2 separate regions of the Homo sapiens genome follow, and region 1 is linked to region 2. A link is a loop called in an ENCODE intact Hi-C map of the cell type or tissue named here. Cell type or tissue: thyroid gland. All regions are shown on one strand. Each heading gives the region's core, and the rest is flanking DNA. Links, peaks and the distances in the headings are about the cores only.

Region 1 (15,815 bases), core at 2,918-10,917, 320 kb before region 2:
TCACTGGATGTAGAATTCTGGTCTTACAGTTCCTTGAAACAATGCTGTGCTACTCCCTTCTGACCATGGTTTCTGAGGGGCAATTTGCTGCCATTTTTATTTTTTCTCCTATGGATAAGGTGGTATTTCTCTCTCACTATTTTTGAGATTTTTTTTCTTTGTCTTTAGTTTTCAGGAGATTAACTGATATGTCTTGGCATAGATTCCATTAGGTTTATACTGTTCAGAGTTAGTCAGCTTCTTGAATCTGTTTTTATGTCTTTTGCTGAATTTCGGAAGTTTTCGGCCATTATTTTGTTGAATACTTTTTTAAGCCCCACCTTGTCTCTCTTCTCTTTCTGCAACTCCAATGGCATAGTATTAGATTTTTTGGGGGTTATAGTTACATAGGACTCTGAGGCTGCAGTCATTTATTTCCAGTCTGTTTTTTCTCTGTTTCTCAGAAATTGGGTAATTTCTCAGATTGGGTTATTTTTATTATCCTAACTTCAACTTCACTGATTGTTTACTCTGTTCTTCCCATTTTCCATTGAGCTCATCCATTGAGTTTTTCATTAGTATCTTTTAGTTCTAAAATGTTCACTTGATTCTTCTTTACGTCTTATATTACTTTGCTGAGATTTTATGTATTTTTGTTTTAAGTGCATCCATGTTTGCTCACTGAAGCATTTTTATGATAGTTGCTTTAAAAACCTCACCAGATAATTCCAACATTGTGTCCTCTCAGTGTTGGCTTCTGTTGATGGTCTTTTCTTATTCAAGTTGAGATTTTCCTGGTTCGTGGTTTGACTAGTGATTTTCTAGTGTGTTCTGAACATATTGAGTATTATGTTATGAGACCCAGATTCTTACTGAAATCCTTTGCTTCAGCAGGCCCCCTCTGGCACTGCACTAGTGGGAGAAGGAGTCCACTCTGTTGGTACTACCAAGTGGGGATGGAAGTACAGCTTCCCCCTCGGCTTCTGTTGACACCCCAGGGAGGCAGTTCCTTATTACTTCAGAACAGGGAGTTCATGCTCCCTGCTTCGCCTTCTCTGACATCATCCCAGTGGGAGAGAGGGGTCACCTTGTTACAGCCATGTTGGTAAAACTGGAAGTCTAGGCTCTGCACTAGCTCTTGGCCAGTGGGGGTGGGGCTGCAATGTTTTCTGTGGGGTTCGATTGGTGTTTTAATTTGTATTTTAGTTCTAAAATTTCTACTTGGTTCTTCTTTAAAAGTTAGAGTCTAAATATTTTCTGTCTTTCTAGGCTTCCCCTTTCCTGTTCCTTTGGCTAGAGAGAAGAGGCTTTTTGGGGACCTCTTTTTGTCTATACCCATTAGTGTTTGTGGGCTGCCAGCCTGTTCAGCTCCAAGTCTGGGATATAGGAGGCAAAAAGAAAACCCAGGGAACCCATCTGTATGTTGTTCCTCAGGTCTCAAGGTCCCTAGCCAGTCTCCCTTTTTCTCCACGTTTCAGATTATTCTTTTGTTATGTATCTCCAGGGATTTTAGTTTTACTTGGTGGAGGAATAGGAAGAAGTGAGTCTATTGTATCTTGTCCAGAACCAGAAGTCCTTTTTGTCAACTTTTGAAGAAGATCTTAGAAAATACATTCCCATTATCCTAAAAAAGTCTTAATGGAGTAGACAGTTGCAGTAGCACTTCTGAGGTAGTTAGAAGCTGGTTCATTATAGGTTTGATATTGTTAAATCCTTATAGCAACCCTTTGCGGCAGGGATTATGATACTCATTTAACATAAGCGAAAACTGAGTTTAAGGTTAAGGAAGGAGGGTGAAACCTGGTGTCCTTTGCAGTACATCATAAAGCCAAAAGATAAAGTTCCTTACCACCATCTTTTCCACTCTCTGAAAGCCACCATGCTTTGCACTTCACCAAGCAAAGTAAGCTGTCATGCTTGGGTTTTCCTCAGCTTCCTTTCCAGTTTACTTGCACCTCTCATTTCTTCACTCCTAGAGAAAGAGGTGCCAGTCTTTCTCTTCCAAAATGTCTCTACTTGCTCCAAATCTCATTCCCCCTCTAGGATCTCGCTTTCAAACCTTTTACCTCTCTCATATCTTTAATCTCTTCCTGTTGATTTTTTCCTCTTATGCTACAAAAATGATGAGGACCCTACCATCCCAAAAACATTGTTCTCTGACCCTTCCTTCCTGTAAGCCTGAGCGCCACCCCCTTCTGCCTGTCTGCTGAATCATTTGGCAAACACAGTCAGTGCTTTTGCACCCTTGTTTTGTGCCCACATTTAGGGGAGAAGACAGACGGATTCGGTGCCTTCTTTGCTAGTGGGTGTCCTTCTCTTGACTTTTGTTTGTCTTTTTACATTTATTGCATTCAGATAACTAATTATTTATTCCTTAATGTGTCAGGTGCTGTTCTAATTTTTTTTTTTTTTGAGACTGAGTCTTGCTCTGTTGCCCAGGCTAGAGTGCAGTGGTATGATCTCGGCCCACTGCAACCTGGGTCTCCTGGGTTCAAGCGATTCTCCTGCCTCAGCCTTCCGAGTAGCTGGGATTACAGGCACCTGCCATCACGCCCTGATAATTTTTGTATTTTTAGTAGAGACGGGGTTTCACCATGTTGGCCAGGCTGGTCTCAAACTCCTGACCTCAAGTGATCTGCCTGCCTTGGCCTCCGAAAGTGCTGGGATTACAGGTATGAGCACTTTTGCACAAAAAGGACTTCTGGTTCTGGACAAGATACAATAGACTCACTTCTTCCTATTCCTCCACCAAGTAAAACTAAAATCCCTGGAGATACATAACAAAAGAATAATCTGAAACGTGGAGAAAAAGGGAGACTGGCTAGGGACCTTGAGACCTGAGGAACAACATACAGATGGGTTCCCTGGGTTTTCTTTTTGCCTCCTATATCCCAGACTTGGAGCTGAACAGGCTGGCAGCCTACAAACACTAATGGGTATAGACAAAAAGAGGTCCCCAAAAAGCCTCTTCTCTCTAGCCAAAGGAACAGGAAAGGGGAAGCCTAGAAAGACAGAAAATATTTAGACTCTAACTTTTAAAGAAGAACCAAGTAGAAATTTTAGAACTAAAATACAAATTAAAACCTTCTACCTCTTGCATTTCAGCACACTGCCCGGTCATGCTGGCTCCTGGTCCCACAGCCATGCCAAATGCTCTCTGTGAGGACAAGTGACCTGCATCCAAGCCTCAGGCTAAGGGCCTTCTTCCTCCATCTAGGTACCTACTCTATCAGACTCATGTGAGGAGTTTCTAAAAACACCCACTCACCTGTTGATTCTGATATAGAGGGCTGAGGTAGAAGTCCGAATCTACTTTAATCTCCCAAGGTGATTCTGATGCATAGCAGGCTTGGACTTTGTTGCTGCATCTGACTCCTTCTCAGGGCTCCTTCCTCGTCCTTGAGGACCTCACAGCTCCTCCCTTCATCTGTGCCCATGCTAGGCTGGGTGGGTGGACAGACTGGGAAATTTCCAAGTCCTTGCTCACCAGGGCTGACTCAGCTGATAGTAACAACTGTAAAGAGTATAAAAACTTACATAATGTTTACTATTTGTCTGGCATTTTGCCAAGTACTTTACACTTACTTGACCTGACCTGGCCAGAGGAGATTATCCTTCCTTTGCCTGAAGGCCTTGTACTAACCCCACCTGAGGGTAATGTGTCTTATCCTCAATACCTGCCCCACCACCCTCTTTGCTTCTGGATTCATAACTAGAGTCAGAACCCAGTGTGGATAAGTGCTCAGTCTGACCCAGATAGACATAGCTGATCCATAAAAAGAACAGAAGAGTTTGGCCAATTAACATCAGCAACAACAGAATCATACATGTGGGAAAAGATTCTAAATATGGTAGTTCAATGAGGATGGAATATAATGTTGAATTGGGAAAATTTTACCAGTATTATGCCAGTACTTGAGATTCTGAATTAAATGCTTAGCTGCAGCAATGGGGGGTGGCTCTAACATTTACTTGCCTGGCCAGCTAAAACCTGGGTCCAATAGTGAACTACAGTCAATAAAATTGAGATGCCAAGACCTCCCTGGCATAATCTACATTAGAAGGAATCTAAGAGCTTCAAGAAGCAGGAATTACGGGTTACATTGTATGTGATCCACTGCTATGGGCTGAATAGTTGAATAGTGTCTCCCCCAACTCCACATTCATATGCTGAAGCCCTAACTCCAAATGTGACTGTATTTGGAGTAAGGAAGTAAGTGATATCATAAGGGTGGGACCCTGATCCAACATGATTAGTGTCCTTATAAGAGGAAGCACTAGAAAAATTACTGTCTCTCCACCTTGTGACGACACAGCAAGAAGGCAGCTGTCTATAAACCAGGAAGAGAGCCCTCTCCAGAAAGTGAATGGGCTGGCACCTTGATCTTAGACTTCCAGCCTCCTGAACTGTGAGGAATTAACTTCTGTTGTTGGAGCTACTCAGTCTATGGTATTGTATTATGTCAGCCCGAGCCGACTAAGACAACCACCTACTTATAACCACTGTGTCTGGACTGTAGCTCTCTCTCATTTCAAACATTGACAGATTTCTATCCACATTTAATTTGCAGTAAATGGATTGAACTCTCACCTGTTGATATTTTCCCCTCTTGTTCCTTTTGCTATCTGGGTTGATTAGTTTTGTAAATATCTACACCTTTATTTTAGTTGGGTTCTGGGAGGTAAGGAAGTTGAACATATATTTTCCATCTGCCATCTTTACCAAACCACAATTTTTGATACCGTAGTTTATTATTATTACAGAAACCACACTAGGTATTTAAACAGAGAGGAATTTATATGGGGTATTGGTTACAAATGAGTTGAATGTGCTGGAAGAGCCAAAAGGAAGGTGTGATATCCAGGAATCCAGAAGCTGCTCCCCACTCCTATGCTGCAGGTGCTGGGATGGGCCATGGGAGTTCAGCAGGCCCCCTCCCACAGCTACCCAGCAACTACTTGGTATTTGAGCCACAAGCAGGAAGTGTATGTCTTCTTCAGTTCTGATCTTCTGCTGATGCCTTTTATTGTTAGAACCTGATGACTCCATCTGTCAATCTAGGCAATATAGATTTTGGATTCCCAGTTCCAGTAGTAGAGGACAAGGAAAAAAATGGATATGGGGCTAGGTTACAACAAAAATAGCTCATGTGGTCTACTCCTTTAGCAACTCAGCATTGCTACACACCTCACTACCTATATACAAAATTGTATACAACAAAAATAACAGAACATCATGCTTCTTCCAGTATGATGCAACCATTCTTGGTGGGGGAGTTGCTCTTATTCTCATCCCCCAAAGGGGAAACACAGAGTCATATAAGTCACCATAACGATGTTTGGGTATTAATTCCTTTTCTGATTCACTTAAAATCCCACCTGAACATTCTATGGCCCCAAAAGTAATGAAGATTACTACCAAAACTACTTAATAAATAATAAGAAAGAAGGAAGGAAAATGCTTGCTTTACACACACCATAAAATGATGCTATATTTTACAGTTTTCATTTATGCAACTAGTCTTGAAGCTATGGTGAATATTTGTGATTTTCTTCCTTCACTACCCCCTCCTACATTCTCTTTGCTATTGGCTAGTACTTCAGCTGGTTGAGATCCTACTTAACCCAGTGGTGACCCAAACCTGCAACGTTGAAGGGTTTGAATTCTCAATGATCCTGCTTTTATTGAAAGGCCATAGTTTTCCATTAACATTCAAACATTACCTTTATTAAAGCATAACTTATATAAATAATATGCACTCATTTAGTATAGAGCTCTATAAGATTTGAAAAATGAACATAACTCAAGTAACCACCACTGTAAAATCAAATATAGAACACTTCCATCACTCCAGAGTCTCTCATGCCCTTTGGCAGTGATGCCTCACCTGAGTAACAGACAACTGCTGGTTTGCTTGTTAAAGTTTTTCATGTAAATAGAATGACACAGGATGTACTATCTGGGGCCTGGCTTCTCATATCAGCAAAATGTTTTTGAGATGCATCTGTGTTGTTATGCACATAGTAGTTCATTCCTTTTTATTTCTGAGTAGTATACCATTGTAAAGATGTACCACCTGCTGGTGGACATTTGTGTGGTTTCTACTTTGGGGCATGTGCCAGTTATCAATTTATTGCCTCATAGCTGTGGATTTGCTCTAAGAGTACCTTTTCCATATTAGTGGCCTGGATTTCCCTTTTACAGTGAGCAAAATGTTAAGCATTGTCAGCAGAGGGCGCTAGAGAAACATTGCAATAAGAAGGGGGCTCTTCTTGGTACTCCTGTGCTGCGTTCTGCCTTTTCTTGCTTTTGCACTTCCTCTAGTTACACCCAGTGGCACTGCACCCCAGCCATGCACCCAGAGTCTGTCGTCCCTTGCCAACCGTGCTGCCTTGGGTCAAGCCTAGAGGCCACTTTGCTTCAGTCCTCCCAACATGGACACCGTGCACCAGAGGCTGTGTGTTGTCCTGTCAGTGAGCAGGCAAGCTCAGAGGGCTATTTTGTGCTGCCCTGGGACAGTCAACCAGTGCTGGCCACGCAACCCAGCAAAATCCTGTGCCATCAAGTAAATAAGCTGCAACCACACCTCCAACAACAATGTCCAAATCCCATTCTTGGGGAAAAGGGGCCCTGTTCTTTCTTGTACATACCATATGCAAGATCATATATATCATTTTTTTTTCCTGTACCACAGTTCGTCTATCCAGCCCTAAGCTACTGGTTAGAGCTTTCTTTACATCTTTACAGTACTCACCGAATCACAGTTTAATAATTCTTTATACTCTACTTCCCTTGCTTACTGTACAGTGACTCCTCTCCTGAGTCATGGCCAACTGCTGGTTTGCCTATTAAAGTTTGCTTGGTCCAAACTGATATAGAATTGGTTCTGAGACTGGTCTCAGGAAATAGACCTGTGAACATGGAGTCTGAGGATGGGTTGGGTCCTGCCCTCGCGCTCATATGCAGTGCTGAGCTCCTTGCTACTGGGAAATGGGAGGCTAGTAACCCAGCAGCATCCCCGTGGTTGATTGTGAGCCAAGTGGCTGCTGTGTCTGACCATTATGACAGTAATGATAACTGTAAGGGCTGTGGTGTAGGACGAATTCTTTTGGGTACACTGAGCTCTTGCAGAGAGAAAATGAGAAGCTCAGGCCTGTTAACTTTCAATTCAAGCCATCTCTGACAACCAGAGAGCTTCCATGACAGCCCCTAAAAGTCTCTTATTTCTTATAGCTACAGCACTGCTGAAAACCAAACACACAATTTAGTTATGCAAGTTTCTGAATTACAATGACAGTAAATTTACAGTCTTGCCATGTTTCTCAATTGAAAGTTAAGGTATTGATCAGGAAAGAATGGGATCTTGAAAGGTAGATTAGAGAAATCTGATTGGACCCAGATGAAACCAATAATATTGAACCCACAACTCATTTTGAGCCTCCCTCAACCTGGGACAGTTGCCTCAAAAAGGGATACTCATCCTTCTCAAGACTCACCACAGCCATTCCCTGTTGCCACTAGATCTATAAATCAGGTCAGATCTCAGCATGGTCTATGGGAATAGGTACACACTATGACCCAGGAGGACAGAGCCCAAACACTAAAATACTTTCTAGACTTCACTGATATATATCAGTAGAAACTTGGGGAACATCTGTGGAAATTGTTTCTAAGGGTGTTAGACTATGGAAGACAGCATATAACACCAGATAACCTGAGTTCATTGACAACGGTATACTTACTAGAGAGTTTGAATTTATTGTCTTACTGGAGGTGGCTCTAACAGCTTGCCTGGTTGAGTGACTGAAATGTGGGCTTAACACTGGCTTACATTAGGTGAGACTGAGATGCTAGTGCTTCCCTGGCATGATGTGAAGGAGGGAATCCAAAGGCTTAGGGAGATGAAAATGTTGGACTGGTCTTATGGTGTGTGACCTGCATACCTTCTCCTGAACTGTGTTCCACAGGAGGGCCCAGAAGACATCCCCCTCACTAAGACATTGGGAAATACATGAGAGTGAGGAGTACCTGGGTTGGGAAAAGTGCACTGTGGTAGGCCAGGTATGACTGTGGCAAATTCTTATTGAGATGGGCTCCCTGATTTCAATTGGAATGATGAGATTCTGGAGTAGAGGAGGACATGTGACAGCACTTAGCCATCAAAAACAAGATGGGGATATTTATCAAAAAAGGCAGCAGAAATGTACTAATAATCAGAATGCTTTGGCCTGCAGAACCCGTTGGTGGTGGCTCATTGATCTTGGTATGCCTAGGAATAAAATAGATGGGTCACCAACTAGAGTGTGGCCTGATACATAGGAAAGGAAAAACTCTAGATCTTTAGCCAAAAACCTGACTTGAGGGGCCATAGTGGAGAGTCATGGCCTCTTACCTAGTTTTCAAACTTGTTTCCAAACTTAGTTTCCTAAGTCAGTTCACAGACCTTGAAGCCCTTTATTGAAGGGGAGACTTGATTCCTTTGAGAAAAGACAGCCCTGCACTGTTGCTCCAGGTTCATACCATGCCTTTTCCTCCAAGCCTTCCCTAAAGAGGCCTATGGGCCATTTACTAAAGTGACTGTGCATTGGAGAACAAGAAATGCCCAGACCTTTTAGGGAAAGCTGGAAACTGACTCTGAATTGGTGCTAATTCCTAGGGCTTCAAAATGTTATTATGGTCAGCAAGTCAAAGTAGAGGCTTATGGTGGTTAGATGATAGATGGAGTCCTACGTCTCACTAACAGTGGACCAAATTAGTCCACAGACCCACCCTGCAGTTGTTTCCCAGCTCCTAAATGTAGAGAGATCTATACGTCAGGACAGATCTCAGCAAGATCAAAGGGAGTAGGTACACACTACAGAGCAGACATACATGGAACAGACACACATGGCAACTGGCACATTCCCACATTGGTTCTCTGACCCATGCAGTGAAGATCACTATGGTAGGAAAGGCTAAGTGGTAGCACCTGGAACTTCCCTACCAGGATAGTAAACCAGAAGCAGTGCTGCATTCCTAGGAGAGCTGCAGAAGTAAATGCCACTATCAAAACCTTGAAACAAGCAGAGGTGGTGATAGCTATAATATCTCCCATTTAACTTACCAGTTTAGCCTGTGCAGAAGCCAGATGAACCTTGAAGAGTGGTCACGGATTGTCATAAATGTAACCGATGGGAATTCCAATTTCAGCTGCTGTCTCAGATGTAACGCCTTTATTGGGGCAGGTCAACACAGCCTCTGACAGTTGGTATGCAGCTATTGACCTGGCTAATGTCTTTTCCTCCATACCAGTTTGTGAGGACCACCAGAAGTGGTTTGCTGTTACCCAACAGGGCCAATGGTATGCCTTTACGGTGTTGCCACAGGCTACATTAGTTCTGCTGCTGTCTGCCATAATACAGTCTAAGTGATCTTGATTGTCTTGACATTCCATGAAATATCACACTGGCTCACTCTACTGATAAAATTATGCTGATGGATCTAATCAGTAAGAAGTAGCAGTACTTTAGATGCCTTAGTAAGATGTATGTAAACCAGAGGGTGGTAGATATACCCCACAAAAATTCAGGTGGTGAGAGGGGCCTGTCACCTCAGATAAATTTCTGGGGATTCAATAGTCAGAAGCATGCTGGGATATCCTCTCTCTGGTATGTGACAAATTGCTGCACCTTGAACCAGCTAGCAGACACACACAGAGATAAGGCACCATGATAGTTTTACGTAAACTTGACTGGGGTACCCAGATATTTAGTTAAACATTATTCTGAGTGTGTCTATGACAGTGTTTCTGGATGAGATTCACCTTTGAATTGTTAGACTCAGTAAAGCAGATAGCCCTCCCAATGTGGGTGGGCCACATCCAATCCATTTGAGGCCTGAATAGAACAAAAACCTGGGTAAGAAAATAATTTGTTCTCTCTGGCTGTCTTTGAGTTGGAACATTGGTCTCCTGCCTTCAGACAGACTTGAACTAGAACATACACCATCAACTCTCCTGGTTCTCAGGCCTTCAGACTTCAACTGGAACTCCACCACCAGCTCTCCTGGGTCTCCATCTTGCAGAGGGAAAATCATGTGACCGCTCAGCTTCTATAATAGTGTGAGCCAATTCCTTATAATAAATCTGTCTGTCTATCTATATATCTATCATATCTATTTTATTGGTTCTATTTCTCTGGAGAACTTTGACTAATATAGGCACTGCATTTGTTAGGTCTTTGGGGATTTGGGGAGGTGATAAATATCACATTTAAGTGTGCTATTTTGACCTGTCTACACAATCACATGAAAATCTTTCAGTTTCAAGTGGGGCCCAGAACAAGAGAAGGCTCTGCAGCAAGTTCAGGCTGCAGGGCAAGCTGCTGTACCACTTGGTCCTGTGATCCAGCAGAGCCTGTGATAGTTGAAGTATCAGTGCCAAATAGAATTGCTTTGTGGAGCCTCTGGCAAGCACCAGTAGAACAGTACAGTAGACAGTGAAGACCTCTAGGATTCTGGAGTCAGTGAAGACCTGAAGGATTCTGGAGTAAATCTATTATTCCATTTTTGAGAAAGTGCTTCTGATTTGCTACTGGGCCTCCGTAGAGACTGAATACTTAACCATGGAACATAAGGTAACCATGTAACCTGAACTTTCCATCATGAATTTGATGTTGTCTGATCTACCTAGTCATAAGACTTAGTGTACAGGGCAGCATTCTATTATTGAATGGAAATGGCATATAAGAAACCCAACTCAGGTAGTTCTGGAAAGTACAAGTAAGTGGCATGAACAGATGGCTCAGACTCCTTCAATCTCAACTTCTAGGGACTCAAAATGCATTTTCTTCTATTGCATTGTCTTCTGTCCCTTAACACATGTCTTCAGCCTCCCATAATGTTTCTCACAACCAGTTAACCAAGAAAGAAGAATTCGAGCCTGGTTTACTACCTACAGATTAATTTTTGCACCCCACTAAAGAGTGATCATGAAGGACAGCTGATAGGCTTTGAATGTTTGTCCCCTCCAAATCTCATGTCAAAATGTGAATCCCAGTGTCGGAGATGGGTGATAATTAGATTATTGGGGTGGATTCCTCATGAATGGTTTAGCCCCATTCCCTTGGTGATAAGTGAGTTCTTGCTCAGTTAGTTCACACTAGGTCTGGTTGTTTAAAACAGTCTAGGACCTCCCCCTTCTCTCTCTTGCTTCCACTCTCACCATATGACATGCTGGCTTCCCATCACCTTCCGCCATGATTATAAGCTCCCTGAGGCCCTCACCAGAGCAGATGCCAGCACCATGCTTCCTGTACAGCCCGCAGAACTGTGAAATGGTTAAACTTCTTTAATTTGTAAATTACCCAGCCTCAAGTAGTCCTTCATAGCGATTCAAGAACATACTAACACAACATTGTGATGGGAAATTGTCCCAGTAGGCAGAACTTTGAGCAGTGATTTTGGTTATGAGAGGGGGAAAGAGATGGCTGGAAGTACAAATCTAAACTGATTCATGGTAAGTAATGGTTTGCTTGAGTGGTCAGGCACTTGCAAGGAACAGGACTGGAGGATTGGCAATAAAGAAATCGAGGGAAAAGGTATGTGGACAGACCTCTTTGATCAGGCACAGAATGTGAAGATATATTTGTGTGCCATGTGAATGACCACCAAAGGGACATTCACTGCAGAGGAGGCTTCTAACCAAGTGAAAAAATAACTTGTTCTGTAGATGTCAGTCAGCCTCTTTCCCAAACCACCTCAGTGCTTGCTCAATGGCCCATAAACAAGTTGTCATGGTGGCCAAGTGGAGATAATGTATGGACTCAACAACACAAACTTTCCCTACCAAGACTGACCTGGCTGATACTACTACTGTTGAGTGCTTAATCTGCCAACAGAAGGAACAACATTGAGCCCTGATAAGGCTCCATAGCCACCTGGTGGTAGGTTAATTACATTAAGCCTCTCTTATATGAAGGGCCAGAATTTGGTCTCACTGGAATAGACACATATTCTGGAATAGATTTTCTTTCCTCATCCATAATGTCAGTGCCACCATCCATAAACTCACAGAATACTTTATTCCCTATCAAGACCTCCCTCACAACATTGTGTCTGATCAGTGAACTAATTTCATAGCAAAGAAAATGTGGCAGTGAGCGCATACCCATGAAATTAACTGGTCCTGCCAATACTCCATCACCCAGAAGCAGTTCTTCTAATTGAAATGTGGGATGGCTTGTTGAAGACTCACTTATAATGCCAGTTTGGAAACAGCACCCCAAAAGGAAGGGGTACTGTTTTGCAGGATGCAGTAAATCAGACACTGTTATATGGTCCTGTCACCTCCATGGCCAGAACACATGGATCTGGGTATCAAGAGGTGGAAACGGGAGTGGCTCCTTCCACTATCAGGCCAAATAAAACAATCATTCACAGATTGTTTGCTTACTGTCTAATTTTAAACTTTGCTGTGTTGGAGCTCTTAGTCCACAAGAAGGGAATGCTTCCATTAGGGGCCACAATAATGATTCCATTAAACTGGAAGATGAGACCGCCGCTGTGCCATTTTGATCTGTTTATGCCACTGAATCAATAGGCAGAAAGGGGTGAATCTACTCACAAGAGTGATTGATTCTGATCATTTTACAAAGTGGTGGTTATGAAGGGGAAATGGGGTTACTCCTGCACAATAAAGACAAGGAGAACCAGGTCTGGAACCCAGGAGATTTTCCGGGGGCTCCTCTCCATACATCCATGCCCAGTCATGAAGTTCATGGAAAACCACAGCAACTAAAAGAAGGGGCAGGACAATTGAAGACACAGGCCCTTTGGGAATAAAGGCCTGGGTCACTGCACAAGGTAAATATTGCAGAGATGTTGCACTTCTTGCGAGGAAAAGGAAAATATGCAATGGGTAATTGAAGAAGGAAGCCATAGATATCAGCTACAACCTCATGACCAATTATAGAAATGGAAATGTGGTAGCTTTGGATATTTTCTCTCTGCTTATTAAATGCATGTGTTTATTTATACATACTAACCATTTTTTCACTCTCCTCCTTCTATTTTTTAAATATTTAAGTTGCTGGAAGTTAACTTTGCATTTTAGTCTTTAGGTAGTAGAATATTCAGTGGAACTTAAATGAAATTGAGGAGTAATTAATATAACTGGCAGTGGATACAATGACTTTTGAGAATGAGTCTTCTCATTTGGGGTAAGGATGAGAACTTCACTTGTAAGAAGGATGGTTGTATTTTGTTAAGAAGTGTGAAGTTCTTTTGTTGTTGTACAGGAGTTCAAATGTATATAAAGAGTACATATGAAAAATAAGTAGCCATAGAAGTGGATGGTGGCAATGACTAATTTATTACCTCTCAGTTCAGATTCACCCTCTGATATCTGCTGTGCAATAATGGCCTAGATTCTATAAGCATTTATCTTTCATGGTGAACATGGTGTTAATTAAACTTCGTGAGCAGAGGATGCTGGAAGGACACTGCAGGAGGAAGGGGGCTTCTCTTTCTGATGGTGGTGTGCTATGTTTTGCTCTTTCTTGTTCTTGAAATATGGTCTCAGCAGTGTGTGTGGGGGTGGGCAGGGAGATCCACTGGTGTTTGTCCCAGCCATCGACTCAGAGTATTCATTCCCTTAGCAAACAGCCCTGGCTAGGCCCAGTGAAAACCTCTGCTTGCACTTCCTGACATGGACACTGGCATGTTCTAGGCGTTGTGCCCACAGTGATGCCCTGATCCCTCTGCACATCTGCCCACCAGCATCAGCTTGCCTGTGCCCCAGAGGGTTGTTGTCAGCTGCCCAGGAACTATGGACCAGCTCCGGCCAAGGCAACCAATCAAAATTCCTCCCCATCCAGCAGGCTGTGATCACCCCTTCTCCAACAAAGATCCAAATCCTAGGCTTAGGAAGAATCCCCCCTTCCAAGTTTAATCCTTTTTCGAGCATTCTCCTTCAGTTCTAGGATCATATAACTATATGATAAGTTACTCTCTTATCATGGTTTAGTAATTCTTTATGTTCAACTTCTGTATAAAAATTACTGTGTGGTTTCTGTCTCTTGATTGCACATAACTGATACAGGGCTACTATGAAGAACACTGCTATGAACATTCATGTAAAAGTCTTTGTGTGGACATATGTTTTTATTTCTCTTGGGTAATTATCTAGAAGTGGAATTGATGGGTCATATGTTAATGTATGTTTATCTTTCTAAGAAGCAGCCAAATTGTTTTCCAAAGTGGCTGTCCTGTTTTGCATTCCTACCAGCAGTGTATGAGCACTCTTGTTACTCTGCATCCTCTCCAACACTTCACATTGCCAGTATTTTAAGTTTTGGACACTCTGGTGTGTAATGGCATTTCATTGTAGTTTCAAGTTGAATTTCGCTGGTATTGAGTGTCTTTTTATGTACATATTGTACATGTATATATTCTCTTCTGTCAAGTATCTGTTTCAATCTTTTTAAATTGCATTGTTAAACTTATTAATGACTTGTAAGAGTTCTTTATATATTGGGTCAAGCCCTTGAAATGGACTCCCTGTGGCAAAAAGAGACCCAGAAAATGTTAAAACCAGATTCTACAGCTTTGGCCAGGCAGGAGGTCAGTGACCCCTCAACACTCCCCTACCTTGCCAACTGCCGCAAGATTTTCTTTCCTGTAATTAAACAGAAACCAGTTCCTGAGAAACAATGTTTGGAAGATTTCCCCACCAACCTTGACAGACCGCTTGACATCGTAGCTGACCTCCCCTCTCTTATTATGGTCTTGCCTTTACAACTGACCAGCCTTACAAAACATTCCTTCCTGGTAGATGACCACCAACCAGAGCCTGGTTCTGACCAGTCCACAGAGGCTGTGCATGGGATGCCTTTGTGTCCTGTCTTTCACCTCTTGACATAAAAAGCCAAATTTTACTTCATTTTAATGTTAAATCTCTACCCCAAAGTGAACATGGAATGTATTTAACATATATGTTTACTCACTGAGCATGCGTTTAGCTCCTCTCATAAATATTCATAGATTCTCCTATAACCTGCGAAATATGTATATATCACCAACCCTATCAGGCATAAATCCCAGCCTCTCCCCTTCATCTTTGAAACGTATGCTTTTAGTTTGGGCTAGGATCTTTGTTTCTCAATCTGCAGGTTATAATCTTTTATAGGATATAAAGCTTTCCTTTTTCTTCCTCCACAAATTTTGGTCTCAGAAATGTTATATATATATATATATATAATTTATATATTATATATATTTTATATATAATATATATACACCAAATAGTTTCTCCCTGCCTATGACTTATCTTTTCATTTTCTTTTGAAAAGTTGAAGTTTTCATTTTGACGAGGGTTAATTTGATGAAGGTTAATTTATTTTCTTTCATGGTTTATGCTGTTTGTCTTAAATCTAAGAAATCTTTGCCTGACCTAAGGTCAAAAATATTTCATTTTTTGCTTTCTCCTAGAACGAGGATCTTCAAACTACAGCCCCCAGTTTGGTATACAAAGTTTTACTGGAACACCACCTATTTTTGTAAAGAAGGCTTTATTGGAACATAGCTGCACCCAGTTGTTTGTGTATTATCTGTGACTGTTTGGTGCTACAATGGCAGAGTTGAGTAGCTGCAATAGAGATCTTTTGGCCTGCAAAGCATACAATATTTACTATTTGTTTCTTTAAAGAAAAAAAATTGTAACCCCTGTTCTAGAAGTACTATAGCTTTAGCTCTTACCTTTAGAACTACCCTCCATTCAGAGTCATTTTTTGTGTATGATGTGAAGTAAAATTTGAGATTTGCTTTTTCCTATGTGAATACCTCTTTATTCTATACCTTT
Region 2 (15,815 bases), core at 4,186-12,185:
CTTTGAGACCTCCTTTTTGCCCTCATGGATTATTTAGAAATGTGTTGTTTACTTTCCAAGTGTTTGGAGATGTTCCTTTTGTGTTTACCCTGTTGATTTCTAAGTGATCATTGATTAAATCACCGACTATTGATTAAATCGAAATTGTCAGAGAACATTCCTTGTATGATTTCAACTTTTTAAAATTTGTTAAGGTTTGTTTTATGGCCCAAGTCTATCTTGGTAAATGTCATGGCTATTTGAAAAGAATGTGCATTCTTCTGTTGTTCAGTGGATTGTTCTTTCAGTTGCTAAGAGTTGAGTGTTTAAGTCTTAACCATAATTGTGGATTTCTCTCTTTCTCCTTTCAGCTTTATCAGTTTTTGCTTCATGTACTTTGAAGCTCTGTTGTTTAGTGCATAAATATTAGGATTGCTCTATCTTCCGGATCAAATGTTGCTTCTATCATTACGTCCCTCTTTGTTCCCAGATATTATCGTTTTTCTAAATTCTACTTTATGTGATATAATTGTAGCCACTTATTCTTTTCTCTTAAATTAATGCTTGCAATGCATATCTCTCCATTCTTTTACTTTCACTTAGCTATATAATTTTGTTTGAAGTGAGTCTTTTGATGACAGCCTATAGTTGAAGCATGTTTTAGTCACACTGCCAGTCTCTGCCTTTTAATTGATGTATTTAGACCATTTACATTTATAGCAATTATTGACATGTTAGGGCTTAAGTCTGTCACTTTATTATTATTTTCTATTTGTTACTTTTGGCTTTTTATTCCTCTATTTTTTTTTTTTTTTTTTTGCCTTTCTGTGTGTTATGTGAACATTTTTGAGAGTTCCATTCTGATTTATTTTTAATGATTTTTAATAATATAGCTCTGTATAGTATACTTAGTGATTGTTCTAGATATTACCATGTACATACATTATTTATTTGCAATCTAGTGGTGCAGATGTTTTACCAATCTGAGTAATTTCTAGAAATCTTACTTCCACTTAGGCTTCATTTATAGTCTCAACTTTCAAAATATAATGTTCCTAATTATTTCCTCTACATATATTGAACACCATATCTGAGGATACTATTACCTTTTTTCAACCACAAAATATGATTAAAGAAACTCTTTTGAAGAATTTACTTCTATTTTTAACTATTTCATTTACTTCTATTTTTGTCTTTTTAATTTTTATCTATTTTGTTGTTGTTCTTTCCTTTCTAAAGGTCCCAGTATTCTTGTTATTATTTTCTTCTTTGCTATTTTTTTAAGAGTGGATGTATTAGCAAAAAGTTATCTTAGTGTTTGATCATCTGAGAGTGTCTTTATTTCCTCTTCATTCATGAAAGATAGTTTCACTAAGTACAGGATTTGGGGTTGACAGCTCTTTTCTTTCACTTGAAAACTGTTGCACCACTTCCTTCTGAACTCCATGGTTTCAGATGAAGAATCTGCTGTTATTTGAATTGGTGCTCCTTTGTAGGTGATGTGCCATTTCTCAGACTTTTTTCAAAAAGACATTGTCTTTGTAACTTTCATAAGTTTAAATGTAATGTGTCTTGGTTGGTGTGGATTTCTTTAGGTTTATCCTATTTGAAATTCATTTAGCTTCTTCTATCTGTAGGTTTATAGCTTTCCCATGGCTTACCTTTTAATTTTTTTATTAGAAACTTACAAAAAAATGTATTTTGAAGTCCAGCTTGTCAATTTTTTTATTTTACGTTTTGTTCTTTTTGTGTTCAGTCTAAGAAGCCTTTGCCTATACAAGTTTATTAAGATTTCTCCTATGTTTTCTTCTAGAAAATGTATTGCTTTAACATTTAAGTTTAGGCCTTGAATCCCTTTGGCCTTAATTTTTGTGTATGGTATGAGTTAAGAGTAAAAGTTCACTTTTTTGCCCTTAGGCAGATGTCTAGTTTTCCAGCATCATTTGTTGAACAGACATTCCTTTTCCATATTGAGATGCCCTCATACTTTTGTTAAAACTCAATTAACCATATGCATGTGAATTAATTTCTGAATATTCCATTCATTTGCATTTTTCTTTATCTACTACACTGTTTTATTTACCCAGCTAATAAGAAGTCTTTATAACTTTATATTCACTCTTGACATCAACCAGTGTAGTTCTCCAAGTTTGTTCTTTTGGAAAATTATTTGTTTTGGATGTTCTAGGTCCTTCATATTTCTATGTCAATATCTTTCAATTTCTATCAAAAATATTGCCAAGATTGAAATGCAATAAGTGAATAGATTGGTTTGGGGGAAATAAAATCTTAAAAATAGTGACTCTTCCAATTTGTAAACACACTTTGTCTGTCCGTTTAAAGCCTTCTTCAGTTTCTCTTGACAGTTTTGGTAGTTTTTAGGGTATAGGCTTTGCAAATATTTTTGTTAAATTCATCCCAAAATATTTCATCTTTATTATGCTATTGTAAAAAGTATTGCTTTATAATTCCATTTTCCATTTGTTCATTGCTAGCCTATAGAAATACAATTGACTTTTTAGTATTGAACTTGTATTCTATAACCTTGATAAACTGGCTTTTGCCAATCTTTCCAGTCTTATTACTTTTTCTCTTTGCCTCCTCCTTTGGCCATTACACACAAAACTGATTCATGCTCCAGGTCTTTGCTCAAAACAGTTCCAGTAGCTCTTTACTAGATTCCTGAGGAATTTCTACAAATATAATAATGCCATCTGTGAGTGCCATCTAAAATGTTTTTTATAATTTATTTTTCTTGCCTTATTACATTGGCTAAGTACAAAGCTGAATAGAAGTGCTAAGAGTGGATATTCTTACTTCAATTCTGTTCTTGGGGGAAAGTGTTCATTCTCCTTACCACAAAGTATGCATCGATGCCCTTTATCAGGCTGAGGACATTCCCTTCTAATTCTACATTTCTGGAAACTTTTGTCTTGAATGGGTATTCAGTTTTATCGAGTGATTTTTAGTCATATGGTTTCCTTCTTTATTCTCTTAGTGTGGTTACACTGATTGATTTGAGATAAACATCACTTCAACATGATGTATTATCCTTTGTATATATTGTTGGATTTAGTTTTCTAGTATTTTGTGGAGAATCTGTGACTGCATACATAAGAAATATAAGTGTATAGTTTTCTTTGTAATTTATTTTTAATGTCTATAATTTTGATACCAGGGTAATGCTGGCCTTGTAAAATGAGAGGTTTTGCCTCGTCCTCTATTTTCTGAAAGAGTTTATATACCATATCTTTATAAAATGTTGGAAGACATTTAATTATGAATTCAATTTTAATATGGCAAGAGCTAATCAGATTTTCTATTTTTGCATCAGTTTTGGTTACTTGTGCTTTTCAAGGAATTTTTCCATCTAATTCGTCAAACTTATTTGTATAAGCTTGATCCTAATACTCACTTGTTATTCTTTTAATGCCTGCGGGATCTGTAGTAATGGCCACTCCTCTGTTTGTGATAATAGTAATTTGTGCCTTCTACATTTTTTTCTTAATCTTTCTAGCTAGAGGTTTATCAATGTTATGGATCTTTTCAAAGAACCCATTTTTTGTTTCATTGATTTTCCTCTTTTGCATTTCTATTTTCTGTTTCTTTGATTTTTCACATGATTAATTTAAAATTAAATAAAATTTAAAATTTTGTTCCACAGATCCACTCAATTTTGAAAAAAGAGAAAAAAATTAAATTCATAACTTAGTCACACTAGTCACATTTCAAGTGCTCGATGGCACGATATGAACATTTCTGTCATTGCAGAGTGTTCTACTGGATGGTCCCGCTCTGGGGAATGGGAGGTCTGTTCCTCAGTTGGTTTCATTTCTCTTAGCTAGGCATTTTCTCCAAGCTTCCCAGGATTTATAGGAGGACAGGTGGCTCTCAAATCTATGCTGTCCTCTTCATGACTCTGGCCTTGGCCCCAGCTCAAGACTTGTTAACCACCTCCCTTCTTCTTGGTCCCTCAACCCTTACCATCTGTTCCCACTTCTGCTTCTCGAAGGAGCTTCTAACTCAGTAATCCACCCTGAAGCATCCTGCTCAAATCTCAATGCTCTCATTACCTGGACTTCCACAGGGCTTCCTAGTGGGGGAGGATCTGTCTCTCCCACAAGCCTGAAGTATGATTGCTTTTGGATGGGCCATGAGAACACCCATGTCACTTGGTGTCACTTGGCCTCAGTTGCTTACTGTACTGCCAGGGGATGGGGGCCATAGACAATAGCTGACAGCCTCAGAGCTGTGTTCCTACTTCTCTTTGGTTTGGTCTATGGCCTCGGACCCAGAGCTAAGACTGAGGCCAGAGGGGAAATCTTTTCTCCAGGCCCCATCCCTAAGGCTGGCCCAGGAAGGCAGCTTCCAATTCGCAGTCTAGCCGAGTTTGGGCTGAGCACCCAGGATAGACATGGTCACCCTCAGAGGAGTATGGGATGGAGGGCCAGAGGCCACTTGTCTGGCACAGGCTGTGGTTGGACAATCCCAAGCCTTGCCCTCTGCCATCTAGACTTCCAGGAGCCCCTGGCCTGCCTGTTTAGGCCAGCCAAGCCCACTGTGGTAGAGGTGGCCAGACCCAGCCCCCTGCTACCTGACCATGCCCCTGACTGCCTGCCTGTGCACCCTCAGGCCTTGAATCACTAGGGTCTCGGAGGAGGCAACAGCGATAACCGCAGACCCCAGAAGGGCCACTCAGATACATTGTGTGTCCTAATCCACATCTGCAGGGCCAAGCTCAATGCAGCTCCTTCCTCCATCCCCACCTGCCCCAGGACCCTGCGCAGCCTGGGGCCCAGCCCCTGCCCCATACACGTCGCACTTCTCCAGCAGCCTGGCCAGTCGCCAGACCTGCCCCCTGTCCTTCCCTGCTCTCACTCTGGACCCTACTGTGCACTCATGGGTACCTCTGCCTGGAGCCCCTTCCTCTGACACTCTCTTTCCCCACCTGGAATCACAGTCTCTTCTTGTCAGACTCCATTCTGGCACTTCCTCTTCTAAAATTCCCTGTGTGCCCCTCCTTACCTTGGTCTCCAATCCTTTTCTCCTCCAGGGTCCCTGGCCATTCCTTTCACCTTGCTACCCACTGACCACTGAGGCCCTTACCTGCCCAGGAGCTGGGGCTCCCCAAGGGGAAGACCACAGCTGGCTCACCACTGTGGCCCCAGCGCCAGCTAACATGAGGTCAAATGGAGACCATCCTCAGGGGTGAAATGGGCCTGGGGAGGCCTGATGACTGCGCAAAGGATGCCCTGCTGGGGCTGTGAGAGTTGTAGTACAAAACAATGGAGGATCCTTTGTTTGACACAGAGTGTCAGGATCCTGTAACAGTGAAGAGCCACAGATGGTGGTTGAGCAGGAAAGTGACCAGAGGAAATACTGTTTCAAAGCTGAATTTGGAGCAATAAAGAAGGGAATCAGGAGACCTAGACAGGGCAGGGCTGGTGTAGGGGGTCCTGGGAGATTGCACACCCCCCCCACCCCATGACCCGCCCCAGAGTGAAGTGGAGAGCTAAGCCCAGAGAGTGTCTGCATTGAGCTGGGGGAAAAGGGAGGGTTTGACCAGGAGATCGCACCCCTCCTCCCTGAACAGGGAAAGTGGATGCAGCCTGAGGTCATCAACAGCCTTCAGGTTTGCTTCATGGGTTTGCAGCTCATCAATCCAAGGAGGACAATAAGGATCTGGTAGATTGGGAACATATTCCAGCATTGCACCTGGAAACCCTGGACAAGCAGAGTCCAGACATTGATTAAACTTTTACACCGGGAAAATCCCATCTTCAGGGAAAGTAATTTCTGTGTATTTATGTGCCACAAATACCTGGATACCAACGGGGAATATATCAGGGCGATCCCAGTGCTCTGCAGCAAATTACAATACATCCCAGTGGAGCAGAGCTGCGTGGTTTAAAAAGTAAATAATAAGGAAACAGGACTGTCTTTTTCCCCAGATGTAAAGGTGAAATAAATGGCTTTTTTGAGCAATGATAATAATCCCAGTAAACGTCTGACACTGAGCTAAGGTGGCTTACCTCTGTAATCCTGATGGCGCTGGAAGGTAAGATGATTGTCCCCACTGGGGTCCCTGCCAGCCCAGGGAGCAGAGCAGAGATGCCGATGGCCCCCTGGAGGCACAGACATGTAGTTTTCCTAAACTCTAACAGAAAGGAGCCCAAGACGGAAGGAAGGAAATACAAATGTACTCCTGGGCATGTCGCAGACCAAAGCTTCCTCTACCAAATATGTGAGTCACTGCACATTTATGTAAGATTTCCCTTTCACAAGTGGACAAAACCTCACATTGGTGTACACACATGGTACTCCTGGACAACACATGGACAAAATCCTTCCTCTTCTGGATAAAAAGATATAGGTAACAACATGGAGGTGGCCTCACACACTTATTAAATCAGCCACAATGAGCAGAAATCACCCAGCACCGCAGTGGGCTGCTCCCAGGCAGGGCGTGCTGACAAGAGGGCTCTGTGGAGCTGCCGGCCCCTTTGGCAGCCCACCCTTCCCAACCAGGCAGCCTGAGAGACTTGTCCCCAAGAGCACACCGGGCAGGTGGAATCGTGGCACACCAGGCCCTCGATTCTCATTCTCACAAGACCCTCAGGAAACCAGGGGTATTGCTGTATTTTATAGGCAGGAAGTCAAGGCCCCAGGTCATACAGTGGGCAAAGGCAGCACCAGGACCTCCACCACCCACATCAGCACCAGAAGTGGGGTGCACGCTCTCTTTCTGCTCCTGCCTGCGAAGCCGGCGAGTCCATTGTTTGGTAAATGCAGTTTGCAGGGGACAAGGAGGATTCTGATTTTGGAATAGCACTGGCTGGACAGTGGGGCCCAGGGCCCAGCCTGGCCGGCGGGAGGACGATTAATGACAAGGATCCTACTTGGAGGCCGGGCGAGGGCCCAGCCAGCACCGGGTGTTTACAGCTCGCTCGTCTGTTTGGGGCCTGCAAATCCGTGTCAGATGTTAATGGAACAGCATCATTTTTCTACCGAGGTGGCATCGCTGGGGTTGTTTGGATGAGGCAACGGTGGGACTCGGCCTGGAAGAGGGTTCAAGGGCAATGGGTGGCTCAATGGGGCAGCTGGGGCTTGCCAGGGGGCATCCATCAGGCATCCGCAGCCCAGCTGGGCCCCTGAGGGCACCCCACCTTGCACCCCAGTCACCACAGCCAGTCCCTCTGGCCACAGGGCTCTGCAGACAAAAACTTTAAGTTGCGGCCAAGAAAAAAATGTACTGCAAAATGTGAGAAAGAACCGAAAACTGGAAATCAGTAAGTGTTTAAGCATCAGTACAGGCCTGAGGTCCAGGACATGGTTTCCCCTGCACCTCCTACTGTGCTTCAGTGCCAGGTCCACCCACGGAAGCTCTCGGGCCAGGCCTGGTCGCCCAAGGCAGCGCTGCAGGCCATCACCACTCTCGATAAGGCCTAGAGGGCAGAAGTCAAGGCCTGGGTGAGGACACCTCTCCCCTGCCTCAGCTCCAGTGGGAACCTCCCCTGCCCCTCCGGGTGGAGGCAGCCTTGCCGTCAGCAAGGCAGAGGGAAAAAAAAGAGGCCCAGAGAAGGAAAGTGACCTGCCCAAGGTCACACAGTGAGCAAGACCCTCTGAGCAGGGCTTGCAGAAGGGTAGAAGAGTGCTCCACAAGGGGCTGTTGGGAAGTGGGGGGCACACAGGGAAGCGTGGGCCCTGGAGCAACTCTATGTGGGTCAGCGCCATCACCCCCACTCTGGAGATGAGGAGGCTGAGGCTGTCCTCCAAGGCCACACAGCCAGGCTGGGCAAGGACCTGCCAAGGGCTTGAGGGGATGAAGCCTCCCTCTAACCCTGGCCCTGCTGGCTCTCAGTGCCCTCTCCTCACCTAACTGCCTCCTGGCTCTTCCCCAGCAAGCTGGCTCCTGCCTGAGGGCCTTGGCACAGGCTGTCCCCTCTGCTTACACTCTTCTCTCAGGCTCTCAAGGCTCTGCTCAAAGGCCCCCCAGGCCAGACTGTCTAAGCCTGCCCAGCCCATGACCCAGCCCTGTTCCCTCCATGGGCCGGGGCTTAGGGAGCATGCTAAGTGGTCAGCCAGCCAGAGGAAAGCTTGTAGTGCCCTGCATAGCACACAGTAGGTGCTCAGGAACTGTGACCACACTGGCCACAGGGTCACTGGACAAGACCAGCGGTATTGGACCCGGATATCTGAGACCTTCCGTCTGAGTACTTATGTCACCGTCACCACTGGGAATTATTATTAAGGAGACTGTTTTCGCGAAGACTGGAACACAGCTTGGATTTTAAAATCAGCAACATCTCTCTCTCTCTTTTTAACCCTGTACCGTAAGCCCTCTCAACTCTCCCTTCCACACTACCCTCCAGCCTCTTGATACTGCGAACAAGGAGGGCAGAGACCCTTGGCAGCCATATGTCTTTGACAAGACCTGCCTCAGTGTCACCATCCACAAATCAGGCTCCTTGCCCAGGGCTGTGCAGAGTCTGGGATGGGCACAGAGCTCAGGCTAGGCTAGGCTGGGGCAGGCAGGGGAAAGAGACCTGCCTATCTAGGGGAAAGGGGTGGTAAAGAGAGAGCCGCTGTGGAGACAGCGCTGGTGCCCCTTAGCTGAGCTCCGAGCTACACCCTGCTCTTCCACTGGCTCAGGCCCTCGCTGCAGCCATACACCTCAGGGCCTTTGCTCCTGCACCGCCCCTTGCCCCACACCCACAGCCCTCCTTCCGCAGGCCTTGCAAGCTGCCTCCTGGCTGCTGGCTGCAGAATGTCTCTCTGCAGGTCTCACTTATAAGCCCAAAGGCCCTGGAGCTGACCTGCTTGGACGTAAATTCCTGCTCTAGCAGCTGAGAGACTCTGTGCCTCAGTTTCTTCATCAGTAAAATAGAGACGCTCAGGGGATCTCCCTTGGGGGGCGACTGTGAAGCATGAACAAGGTAACAGAGCACATGTGCATCAATGACTAAGCTGAGCTGATTTTTACTGTCGCCTTCCTTCCCAGCACTCACAGCATGCTTGTTTTTTTGTTGTTGTTGTTGTTTTGGCCCATAGTTACCATCACGCCTGCCATTAGCCCTTAAGTCCCAGCACCCGCCCCAGCCCCAGGCACTAAATAACCTCACACAATTGTCCTCCTTGTTCCCGGCCCTGCCCTGCCCCCCGGTGGTTATTCTGGGTATGGCCCCAAAGGTTCGCAAATTGAACCCTGTTTTGCCAACTGCAGGTTCAGGGACCGGCTCTGGGTCCAGCCGGGGCGAAAGGATGTGGGCACATATATAGGCAGGGTCCTGCAGAATAGACTGACCTGGCCGAGTTTCTGAGCTCCCCACCAGGCATGGAGATGATGGGCACATGGCAGGGGCAGGGGAAGAGTCCCTCGCCTCTGGCCAACCAGCAGCAGGCTGTAGTCCTGGAGAGCTCACTCCACCTGCTCCCGAACTGCGGGGCTCCCCAAGGGCCTGACGCATCCCTCCACTGTGACGGTGGCCCCAGGGCCCTGCTCTGAGCCGCTGCAGACTCTCCTTTCTGTTCAGCCCACAGGGCCCATGTCTGACAACCCCAGGGTCTTGCTGCCTGCCTCTACCTCTGCTCATGTTGCTAGAAACATCACTTTCTATGGTCAGCTCCAGGCGCCCCTGGAGACCTGCCCTTCCCACCTGGAGGCATGTCTCCCCCACACGCTGTCCTGTGGTCCTGTGATCCTGTGGTCCAGGCGGCAGGTGTGGGTCCCGCTCTACCGTGAGCAGCGGGTGCCTCTTCTGAACCTCGGTGGACTCCTGGGCAGAACTGGCTGATGATAACACCTGCCCCAGGTTGTCAGTCATGGTGAAGTCTGGGGCAGGTTCTCCACACAGTCTCGGACACACAGTAGCCACTCAGTAAACAACTGTGGAATCCAGCGAGCTTTGGAGGGCGGGACCGGGGGCAGTTTGCTTGTGTGTGTTCACTGCACTGCGCACTGAACTTGCTCAGGCCAAGCTGGGCAGGCTGCAGGGACAGACAGGCCTGAATCTCAGAGGCGTGACCCACAAAGTCCGCTGCTGGTCGGCAGCTCCCTCCCAGACCTCACCCTCCCAACTTCACTGTCATAGGGCAGTCAGCACCGACACCAAGGTTAGGGGAAGAGCCACAGCTAGGGGCATGCTTGGGGCCACATGGGCCCCTGGCCTCCCGGCTGCAGGCGCACACCCAGAGATGCATGTCCAGGTCTGTGTGCCGCACACCTGGGCAGGATCCTTGCATGACACTTGGCTCACAGGCTGCCTGGCACTCAGTGGGGGCTGGGCTCGAGACACTGGGCCGGCCCGAGTGCAGCACAGGGCGGAGCCTGGGCTCCAGGAGATGCTGGGCAGCCGCAGAAGCCCCTTCCAGGGCCCAGGGTGCTCAGCTCCTGTGAGTCCTAACAGCAGTGCTTGGTGGAGGTGGACCCAACTAGCACCCAGACAGCTCCACCAAGATCCAGATGCTGGGCCCAGGGGGCCGGCCAGACTGAGGGTGGTTGGAGCTCCAGAGCCCGGGCCTGAAGGGCGCTGCACACTTTATCTCAGTGGCTGCGGGGCTGAAGGTGCAGGGACTCCTGGGGGAAGCATAGGACAGTCTCTAGCTGGACCTGGCAAGGACAGGCCAGCTTCCCAGGCAGCCTGGGGGTGTGCAGAGGATACCCAGCTCTTGTGGAGTCCAGCGGAGTGGCTCAGGCTGTGGGAGTGCCCACAGCCCAGGGGCATCCAAAATGCCTGGCAGCCTGGGCAGCCCCAGCATGGGTCCCAGGCACCACCTGGGGGCAGCACTGGGACCCCGCCCTATCCTGGGGAGCCCCCAGGTCCTGGAGGGGTTCCTCCTGGGGGCTCGACCACCATGCGTGGTGGGAGCATCCCCCGGAGCACCCAGCAGGGACTGGAGGAAACAAAGCTCAGAGCGAGAAAGGACTTGCCCAAGGGCAGCCTTGGGTTAGTTTCCTGTGCCACATGACAAACTGCATGGAGTGAATGACCACAGGTCTGCGGGTTGACAAAACCCCTAGAATCTTGCAGTGGTGGGTCAGACACCCAGCACGGCAGAGCCCTCTGCTCAGGGTCTACTGGAGATCCTGCTTCCTCAGGGTGTTGGCAGCCAGGGCCGACCCTGCTCAGCAACCTGCAAGCTGAGCAACCTTGGGTGACCCAGGCCAAACTTGTCTCCAGCTTATCCCACTCCCAGCTCCCATCCCAGGGCAAGACCCCATGTGTGGGGGCCTGGGCCAGTCCAGCCGTCATCACACCCCTTGATTCTCAGCATCTGCCTGCCCAAATGGCCCGAGGTTATTCATGTTTCTTCAATAAACGCCAAATGGCCTGTTTATCCGTGGTCCTCAACATTGTCACCAGCACCCCCACGCATGCACCCCCACCAACAGACTGACCCAGGCCTCACCTGTGTCCCAGCAGCCCTGCCTGCCACACATCACGAGCAGCGACCCCACCCCTGCGCTCAGCACCCTCCCTGGGCTTGCACCATTTGAGTGCCTCTGTCAGGTAAGGGCTGTTCCTGGTAGTTAGCTGTAATCACATCAGACTTAGGCTAGAACCGTGCAAGGGACTGAATGCTTCTGGGTGTGCATCCGTGCTGGGGTGCACATGTGTGTGCCTACTGGACTCAGCCAAACGCCATACCCTTGAGTCCAAAAGAAGGTTCTAGAGGCTTCCCAAGGACATCCTCAGGGCTGGGACTGACAAACGCTGCTGCCACCCCTGCAGCCCCCGAGGGTCTCTTCTGTCCACTCCTGCCAGCCAGCTTGGGGTGCTGTGTGTGATTTGGCTGAGCAACCCGAAGCTTTCCATGAGGAACGCAGGTGGCTGGAGCCTCCCCACCACCCTCACTGCCAGGGTGAACAACTACAGTCGAGGCAGAAATGACACAGACATGGTTCTGTACAAAACCTGAAATATTTTTACTTTTTTAAAACTTTGATCTAAGTTGCCTTAGACCTCATGGACTCGATACAAGAGTAATATGAATTGGGAAATAAAACACTTTAATAGCCACGATAAACTTTGTTAGAAATGTACATGTTGCCAAAATAATAATAATAAAATTAAAAAAAAGAGAGAGAGAGAACAGCTTGATGTCCAGGTTAGATTATATAAATGTTCAACAAGGGCAGGGTAAAGGAAACTTTAAAAACACCAGTTCTGAATAAGCCTGGGGCCCCGTGAGACTCCCCCTCTCCCACCCAGTCTCGGGCCCTAGGGACTGCGTCCCTCCAAACAGGACAAGTGGGAGTGGATAAGGCCTCCACCAAGCTGCCTCTCCCAGTGGACAAAAACATCCAGGTAATGGGTATATAAACAAAGCTCATAAGAAATGTACAAATATAAAAAGCTACAAACATTAATAAATTACAGCATCACAAAACACGGAAACACTTCACAAGGTGCTAGTAAAATAACTGTATCCCCCAATCCCCTCATCATACAAGGAAAACAAAGAGCTGGTATTAAAGTTGAAGATTCATCTTCAAAATGTGTCTGAAATAGATCTTTTGTGTACTATTTGCTTCTGTAAAGACAGAGTGTAAGGCTGCACAGACATCACTTGTTTTTCAGGCAATACCTTAGTTCTTAAAAGAAAAAAATAATAATAATAAAAGGAAAGGAGAAGGAAAAAGCATCAGAACCCAACTGTCCATCTGACTCAGCAAAAAACTCGTATAAATGTTAATGAAGAACTCTATAGAAAGAAATTCCTAAAGATACTTTTACTCTTATAAAAAAGAAGTTATTTAAAAAGCTATTTACACGCTACATTCTATGAAAAATATGCTTCAGGAAATACATCTAAAATTAAAATACAGGATTGCCTGAGAAACAAATCCAGCCCCTCCGTGTCGATGGTGGACACACCATCCAGGTACGACCCATGCAGGCGACACCACACGCTGACACGGGAGAACAGAGAAGTGCCGACCGTAAGTCCTCGGGCCGCCTGGCCACTGTCCCTGCCCCTGCCCCTGCCCTGCCAGTCCCAGGGCAGGGGTGCCTTGGCTGAGAAGTGCTTCTCCAGAGTGTGGCCAGCAGGGCAAGACGGTCCCTGCCACATGGCTTAGCCTGGGCCTCCCAGACCCCAAGATGTGGCTGAGCCCTTGCCCTTTCCTGGGGACCCCACAATGGCTCCCCTGCCCGCTAACACACCAACCCAGCTGCCAGTCTTAGCTGCCCCCCAGAAATGCTCCTGGGCATTCAGGCTGAACACCCACCATCCTGCTGCCACCTGCCAACCAGAAAGCTCGGGGCAGACCCTTCCTCACCCGCCGAGCACTGTCTGGACTTGGCTGAGAATCACTCAGGAAGAGAAGGGGGGACATAAACATCCCACTTGCTCCTCCTCTTTCTGTGTTCTTTGCCTTTTTTTTTAAGCCCCTGGAGGCTGCCAGCCTGTGGCCAGCTCTGACTCTGGGGCTGGTGAGCATTGGCTCACTCTGTCTTCCTTGAAGGACTCATGCTCTCAGCAGAGCTGCAGAGGCCCTGCAATCACACCCACGCTCAGGGGGCCTGAAGGCTGTCCTTAAAGTGGAATAAGCGGTCCTCAAACTTGCAGGGCCGCTTTTCTGGGACAGATCACTCTTAGCAACTTGAGAAAAGACGTCCATTTTCAAATTGAGGGGCCACGCTGGGCTCGCTCTGCCGGCTGAAGGGACAGACGCTTGTTGGGGAGATGGCAGCCGGGAAGAGGCAAGGCCCTCCCTGGTGAGGCAGCTCGGCACCCTCCTGGGAGGCAGATGTTTTCGCGGGGCTCCGGGGGTCCTGAGCGGAGCAGAAGGATCCTGGCTTTCCAAATCTTAAAGGAGTAGTTTCCCGTTCCGATGAATTTTCAAAATTTTCCCAAGCCTCTGCTTGGCGGTCGCCATGCCCTTTTTCGTACGTTTTCCTAGGGGAGTCGGGGAGGGGACACAAAAAGGGAAGGTAAGCTAGATGGCAAGGGGCGTGGCATGCCGGTGGGGGGGAGGGTCCCGCTGACACTAAGGGGCAGCCTGCAGTCCCCCATCTGTAAAATGGGCCTATGAAGCCCCAGCTCCGAGCTCAGCACCCTTCAGGAGTCTGGGATCACTGGCAAAGCCTCCGCCTCAGAGGCCGTGTCCTCAAGGGGCCCTGGCAGGTAGGATGGACATGGGCTTGGGGATGGCATTATGAGGAGGACATGAGGATGCCTGGGCACCACCCCCAGTAACAAGGCCAGGAGCCACTGCCAGCACCCCGTGCTGCATCACTCAGTCCCCACAGCTGGCCGGCCCCACGGCTGGGGTGCAGGGGTGCAGGCAGATCAGGGGCTGAGCACGCCCACTGAGCAGAAGGATGAAAGCACACGTCCTGTACTGTGGGATACGCTCACACAAAGATGCAACCAACTTGGACCACAGCACCCTGCCACCCAAGGCCCAGGAGCCCTCCCAATGTGCTGCCCTCTACCATGGGCCGAGTCTGCATGTCTGGGGCTGCCCATGGGGGCAGGCAGGGCAGGGGGGCTGCAGGCTCCCTCCAGCAGGCACAGTACCTTTGGCAGCGGTGTTGTTGTTTGGAGACGATGCGGAGGGCCGCCTCTGTGTGAGAAAGACCCCAGGGGCCATGGGCTGGGAGGTGCGGCCAGCCTGGGCCCCGGTGAAGGTGCCAGCGGCTGTGTACTCATGGTCCGCCAGGCTGCTGCTATGCGACTCAGGCGGGGGCTCTGGCGAGCTGCCCTCCTGCGAGGCCTGGCTGCTGGCCGTGCTGGTGGAGGCCGGGGTGGTGGAGGCCGGGGTGGTAGAGGCTGGCGTGGTGGAGGTGGAGGTGGTGCCGGCAGAGATGGAGGTGGAGGTGGAAGGGGAGGTGGTGTTAGGAGTCAGCTTCCTCTTGGCACTCTTTTTTTTCTTGCTTTTCTGCTCCTCCTTTGAACAAAACATGCAGGGCAGCCTCAGACGCACAGCCCACTTGGGCCAACAGAGCAGGGAGCTCCCGGCATGGCCTTGCCAGGGGCCCTTGAGCACAGCAGGGCTGGGCAGCAGGGGCCTGAGGCCTGACTCTGGGCCGCCAGGGGCACAGCATGCACACGGACAGGGCGCCAGCACCCACAGCAGCTGCCTGGCCTCCCTGTCAGTGTGAGTTAACCTAGCAGTTGAGCCTGTAGGATGGCACTCCTACCCCATCACCCCACTCAGTGGCCATATACATCTCCCAGTTCTGGAAGAATATTCACTTTGATCCTAATAACTTCCTTGTGTGCCCAGATGAGGTTGGGCCTGGTTGGGAGGGTATGTGAGGCTCTAGGACCCTCCATTTCTGAGCTGGGAGGAGCTAAAGGTGGGAGATGAGATTTTTAGGAGCATGTAGAGACAGAACACCTCATTTCCCAACTGAGGACAACTCAAAAACACCCACATGATGGGGGGAGGGGAAGGGGAGCTCCCTCCAAGCTGCTGTTGTACCAGAGAGTAGCCCAGCCTTGGCACGAATAGGGCTGTCCAGTGTCAGGGCCCCAGTCGTCAATTCCTAGCTCCCCCGGACCCCACACGGGGAATTTAGGGCCTGGAGGAATAGGGCACTCTCTAATCAAATGTCCCCAAGCCTGTGACCACCCCTGGCTCAGTGGGTCTGTGTATGGGGTGGAGAAACAGGTGCCTTGGGGAACCTGAGCCCACCAGGTGGGGGTAGCAGGGACCTGGCTGCCGTGTGTCCTTCTCGCCCCTCCTCACCTGCTGGGACAACTTAGCTGCAGCAGCCGCCAGCCCGGTCTCGATGGAAGCCACCCGTGTACCCTCACGCACAGGCCTGTCCTGTCTTGGCACCGATGGGCCGACCCTTGCTGTGGAAAAGAAGGGCCAGCCCCCT

Evidence for each region. Hi-C counts contacts between places; a loop is a spot of excess contacts. Peaks named below come from ENCODE experiments on the same cell type or tissue, not always from the same donor. Only the 100,000 strongest peaks of a DNase experiment are listed, where the experiment ranks them.
Region 1: it touches region 2 in a loop (4-fold over the local background); 22 of 110 quality-filtered maps call a loop at or near these places.

What each region holds. Positions count from the first base shown.
Region 1 is chr9:93,993,141-94,008,955 of GRCh38, reverse strand. No RefSeq gene overlaps it. Among named protein-coding and RNA genes, the nearest start is that of BARX1-DT, 45 kb to the right of the region's middle. RefSeq lists an enhancer at 2,810-4,009. In thyroid gland, for the core only: CTCF peaks have their summits at 6,029 (motif pointing left) and 6,228 (motif pointing right); a DNase peak (open chromatin) is centred at 6,235.
Region 2 is chr9:93,675,654-93,691,468 of GRCh38, reverse strand. PHF2 (PHD finger protein 2) reads right to left here. Exons shown (of 22, transcript NM_005392.4): 20 at 15,680-15,789; 21 at 14,506-14,875; 22 at 11,882-13,881. The coding sequence ends at 13,793. Among named protein-coding and RNA genes, the nearest start is that of MIR548AU, 89 kb to the right of the region's middle. RefSeq lists an enhancer at 12,625-13,124. In thyroid gland, for the core only: a CTCF peak has its summit at 9,139 (motif pointing left); a DNase peak (open chromatin) is centred at 9,138.